2 separate regions of the Mus musculus genome follow, and region 1 is linked to region 2. The links are chromatin contacts, found by Hi-C or POLR2A ChIA-PET in ENCODE. All regions are on one chromosome and are shown on one strand. Each heading gives the region's core, a stretch centred on a gene start or an enhancer-like site at or near the end of the contact. The rest is flanking DNA. Distances are from core to core; before and after follow the strand shown. Region 1 has its middle 17 kb from the start of Trib1. Region 2 has its middle 66 kb from the start of Gm19510.

Evidence for each region. Hi-C counts contacts between places; a loop is a spot of excess contacts on that map. ChIA-PET counts read pairs that join two places held with the same protein, here RNA polymerase II (POLR2A).
Region 1: a map of T-helper 17 cell shows a loop between it and region 2 (2.1-fold over the local background). The contact joins two enhancer-like sites. A Hi-C loop is called at or near these places in 3 of 37 maps with a recorded cell type or tissue (T-helper 1 cell, T-helper 17 cell and regulatory T cell). POLR2A ChIA-PET finds 5 or more read pairs at or near these places in 1 of 5 experiments (Patski).

What each region holds. Positions count from the first base shown.
Region 1 is chr15:59,664,153-59,666,852 of GRCm38, forward strand. No RefSeq gene overlaps it. Among named protein-coding and RNA genes, the nearest start is that of Trib1, 17 kb to the left of the region's middle. Within about 2 kb of position 1,448, at least 2 of the 3 ENCODE cell types and tissues checked have a DNase peak (open chromatin) inside an H3K27ac peak, as active enhancers do.
Region 2 is chr15:59,727,616-59,730,315 of GRCm38, forward strand. No RefSeq gene overlaps it. Among named protein-coding and RNA genes, the nearest start is that of Gm19510, 66 kb to the right of the region's middle. Within about 2 kb of position 1,373, at least 2 of the 3 ENCODE cell types and tissues checked have a DNase peak (open chromatin) inside an H3K27ac peak, as active enhancers do.

The DNA.
Region 1 (2,700 bases), core at 198-2,697, 63 kb before region 2:
CCCACCTCAAGTTTAGCCTCCTTATCCTTGAGATGGGTAATACGAATTCATAAAGTATTTTCCAAATGGTTAAAAACGTGTGGTTCAATCCGTGTTGCTTATCAGTAGCAGATCACTAAAGCCCAGTGTTCAGTCTACCAAAACTACCCAGTGATAATGTGTCCATGTCAAGTCCATGCTCGGGATGCTGAGGCAGGGGGATCTCTTGAGCTTTGAATCCAGGTGTTCCTGACTTTTTTCTTTTTTCTTTTCTTTTCTTTTTCTTTTTCTTTTTTTTTTCTTTTTTTTTTTTTTTTTCTTTTTTTGGCAGGGTCTCTAGCCCAGGTTGAACTCAAAATCCCAAATAACAAAATAACCCTACTGGTTCCCAGTGTTGACACAACAGGTTTAGGTGGTGGCAGGGGCAAGCCAGGTGGCAGGGCTTCGTGTGTGCTGGGTAAGCATTCTATCATCAGAGATAGCCCCAGATCCTTCTTTTTTGAGATCTGTTCTTGACATGTAGCTGTAGCTGTCCATGAACTTGGGACAATCCTGCTGCATTAGCCTCTTAAGTGCTGGGATCACGTGTGTACCACTAGGCCTTGCTTAAACCCCAGAGTTTGAGAGTGGCTTGGGGTACATGGCTAGGACCCTTTTTTGTTTTTTAAGTAAAGAAGTAAAATTAAAAATAAAAGGCCAGGAGGGAGGGAGGGAGGGAGGAAGGAAGGAAGGAAGGAAGGAAGGAAGGAAGGAAGGAAGGAAGGAAAAAGTGATGGGAAGGAAGGACATTTGGGGGTGGGGTGGGGCCCTTGTCGGGAGGCAGAGCCTGTTCATCAGGGCTGGGTGAGTCTTGAGCCTCTGCATTTTCAGCTAGCTCCTGGGTGAGGCTGCTGCTGCTGCTAGCCTGAGAACCTCCAGCACCCAGGGAAGAGTCAAAGTGTGAAACACAGGCTGTGCCTCAATGGAGAGAAGTTAATTCTTGAAACTCAGACTATTTGTGACAGAGCAGGTGAGGTAGCACACAAGGAGGGACTGCTGTAACCACAGCCACCTGAGCAGGGTTGATGGCCTTCTCCAGGGCGGTCATCATCTTCATCCTACAGATGGGATCGAAGACCTGCATGCTATCCATATGCGATGGTGCGTGTTTGTAATCCCAGTATCCATGAGGCTAAAGCAGGAGGATTTCTGTGACTTGGAGATGAGAGTGGAGTTCAAGGCCACTCTCTGGGAACAACAGAAAAAAGAAAAGGATTTGGATGCTAAGTTACATAGGTAGGCTGGGGCAGGGGTGTAGTTTTCCAAGACTGGCATCTTCCTGTGTTCCACAAGGCAGCCGCAGGAGCCTGAGGAGGAAGCAAGCCACCTCCCTTGTCTGGACCTGGCTTTCCTATTTGCACAGTGGGAGGCCCGGGCACACATGACCTCCAGGCTCCTTCCCCAGCCTTCTGCTGGAACAGTTTGAGCAGTCCCTGCTGGCTCAGCATGCCCTTGGCTTCGTCCCCACACTGCTTCCTGAAGTGGTGCTGACGTCCCAGAGGCAGACATATCCTTTTCATCCCGTCAAGCCAGAAACTAGCAGAGTTATTGGACAGGCTATTTGTGGGCAGAGCCTTGGAGGGGTGGCCATAGTAAAATCCAGCTCTTGGGCCAGGCAGAACATTCCTCCACACCCCAGAGGCAAGCTTTTCAGCAGCTCTGCAGGTAGAGGCAGCCGGCTTGCGTCAGCTCCAAGCCATGCGGGATCTTATTTCACTGGGAGTCCAGTCTGGGAGCCTTAACCTCACTAGGCCTGAGAGTTGGAGGACATCCAATTGACCTGAGAAAGGTGGCATTCTGAGTCGGGTTCCCAGGTACCTCAGGGCACACACAGCAGAGGTTAGAACCTGCCAGGGTGTCTGAAGAGAAAGTGCCTGGAGCTGGAATTTCTGGGCTAAAATTCCAGGTCTGACTCTCCTAGTCAGCCTGACAGGGAAAAAAATCTCCCTATGCCTCAGTCTCCATATCTGGAAAGACGTGGCTTTTGCTAACAATTGTGTTAGTAGGATAGTGAGAGGACTTTAAAAGAACACCTGGAACAAGCCATTCCCTATATCAGATCTACCTCAGCAACTTGTACTTTTATAATCCCAACTCCCAGTGGCTGGAATAGTATTTAGGACTCACCAAATACACATGAATATTTGCATAATGATTGGTTTAGAAGACCCTACAGGTATGATTCTCTCAAATTGTACTTCTCCCTGCTACCTTCTTTAGATATTGTCTTACTTGGTAGACCAGGCTGACCTCAAACTCACAATCTTTTCTCAGCCTCTCAGGGTTCTGGGGTCACAGCTATGCGCCACTGTACTAAGATTTGTTTCCATCATCTTGACACAAATCAGAGTTTCCTGGGAAGTGGGAGCCTGGATTATGGAATTGCTCCCATCTGGTTGGCCTGTGGGCCCGTCTCTGGAACATTTTCTTGATTGATGATTGGTGTGGGAGGGTCCTCTGTGGCCATTGCCATCCTCAGGAAGGTGGTCTCGTGTTGTGTAAGGAAACAAGCTAATCAGCCATGGTGCATGGAATGCATGCTGTACCGCTAGCCAGCCTATTTGATTTCTGTACCACTGAGCTACGCCTACAGCCAGCCGTTCTGATTTCTATACCATCGAAAGCTAGGAGAAGTGAAGAGAATACCCTTGAACGTCTAATCTCCTTGCCTCCACCCCCTCA
Region 2 (2,700 bases), core at 123-2,622:
TTAGAGGTAATGTGAGGTAATCATTTCAACTTTGCAGGCCACGGTCATGGTCAGGCTTAACCTGGCCCCTAGTTATTTTGTGACCTAGGTGTGTGTCCTTTCTTTCTGGGTTCACTTTTTATTGTAGGCAAAAGGGTTGTTTGGACAATTCACTCTCAAGCCTCTCTGTCTGTTGTAAAACAAATCGACAACCAAGACCCACCAGCGCAAACAGCGGCATAGAGACTCTAAGAAGCACAGACGCTAGTGTGCACGCGCACATGCGTGTGTACGTGTGTGTGTACGTGTGTGTGTGTGTGTGTGTGTGTGTGTGTGTGTGTGTGTCTGTGTCTGTGTCTGTGTCTGTGTCTGTGTCCGTGAAGCTCCCACAGAGAGGATCACACCAGATGGGGGCCATCTCTGTAGGCTTCTGCCTGGGCTCACAGATCAGCTTTAGGGTCCACCCGCACAGCACACCACATTTCCATTTGCACAGCAAGGCTGCATCCTTGTCATTTTCTCTCATCCCAGAGTGCCTGGGGCCAGAGGGGACAGGGCAGGGCCCCCGTGTGCCGGAAACTTTTGTTGACCGTGCACATTTCGCTCTACAGGATCAGCACAGCTGCTGTCTTGCCTCATCTCATCTCTGACCCTGAGGGGTGGCCTTCACCCAGTTTGCTAATGTGCTCAGTTCCTCTTTGGGGCATATGCTTGTCCCTCCAAGTTCTCGTGGCTGCGTGGAAGTGGACCTAGGCCCAGAGGGTGACTAAGAGGGGAAGCCCCTGTACTGTGTGGCTCCCAGAGGCTCCTGGTTGTGTAAGGGCCTTTTTTTTTTTTTTTTTGAGGAGGTTGCAGGCAACAGGATGAATCATAGCAAACACACGTGGCTCTAGCAGGGGACAGTCCTTCCTTATGCTGCTGTGGAAAGCAAAGTTTCTTAAAATGAATCAGCAGTGCCTGTACCCCAGGCTGTGGGAGGAGAATGAGGGTTCGAGTTACAGATTTCCAGAGTATTTGGGTGTGGTCCCCAAGGTCTGACAGTTGAGACTGCAGGGACCTAGGTCTCTGGGTCTTTCAGAGATGGAAGGACCTGCATCGCTCACTTGAGTTTTGGCTGGAGACCTGTTACTTAATGTGCAAAAGCTACTTGTCAGGACTGAAGGAGAGATGGGGTGCATTTTCAAGTGAAGAGACATAGGCTCTGAACCTGCAAGTCCCAGAGGGTCTCCTCATCTGGATAACCCAAGAGAGATATTTCTGGCAGCTATTCAGTAGAAAAGAACTCTTCATGCTTTCCCAAGTAGCAAGGCAGAGAGGAAAGTGGCTAGGAACTACCAAGCTTTGAAGTTAGCGTGAAGTTCACATCCCGTATGGTGTTTTGGAGTGAGTCTGCAGACAGCTGAGCCCTGCTTTCTCTTCTGTAAAATCAGGAAACCGTATCTGCCAGCTGAGCACACTGTGAAGAACACAAGCGGAAGACAGGCACCATGGCAGACTTCCGTAATTCCAGCTCTCAGGGTGAGGCGGGGGTGGGGGTGGGGGACGGTGCGAATGGAGATTGTCACAAGAGTGAGGAAGACCCACAAGGCCCCCAGTAGAGGGCTTTATAGAACTCCTCAGTAGACACTAAGAGACCAGGGTGGATAGCCAGGCATTTTGGCTCATTAGCTGTGTGTTTGTAGGTTTGTCTTTTAGTTGATGTGCGCCTGAGTTTCTTCATGACTTCTTAATAGACTTGATGGATGGGATGATCGTTGCAAAACTGAAAGTGGTTCAGAAGCCTGGGACATTCTGAATGCTGACCAGTTAACAGCAAACCCCGCCTCTTCCCACCTTTCTGAAGTCTATTGGGCCTACATTGATATCATCATATTACATCCTAATGATACCAGGCCCTTTCCTTGATCCTTTGGGGGCCCCAGCTCCTAGCCCAATTCACTCCAGCTCTTTAGAAGATAGAAACAAGTGTAACCTACTGCTATCTAACAAAGGTTATCACAGTGTCCGTCATCTTACCAGAGCTCCGGGCGGGACGGGGTGGGGAAGACAGATGAAGTGATCATTATCAGTTTTATCTTTCAAAAGATAAAATGGGCTTCAGAGAGGTGGAAAGAGTCAGGATTTGCTGTGGTCAGCTGGAAAAAGGCACTGGGTCGATCCGTCTTGGAGGAAAAGGAAGTTCTTAGGTATCTGCTGCTCGTTTCCCTTCAGAGATAAAACAACTTCAGAGTGACCAATCTTTATGCTACAAAAGATGTTGGATGCAGCCCACAGTTAGTCCAAACTCATGGTGCATAAAGACCCAGAGATGAGAGTTCTATTCACAGGTTTTGTCAGGGCAATACACTTAAATTTTGGGATTCCCTTCCCTTCCCTTCCCTTCCCTTCCCTTCCCTTCCCTTCCCTTCCCTTCCCTTCCCTTCCCTTCGCAGTTGTGCTCAAGGGCACTGTGGGAGGGGGTTCATGGACAGGGTAGGATCATTTTAGGATAACTCTGTACATTTTTTGGCCCACCTTTCAATGATAGGTAAGGCCAGTGTTCCCTTCCTTTGAATCCGAGCTGGTCTCTGTGAGTCAGATTCATAGAAGACAGCAGAGGCTTGGCTCTTTGAGGCCCTAGTCTCTCAAAAGCCCACAGAACTCCTACATGGTTTTCTTCTATCACTCCGAAATGCAGGTAAGAGGGCTGACAGCCTCAAGACAGCCATACTGTAGAGGTTT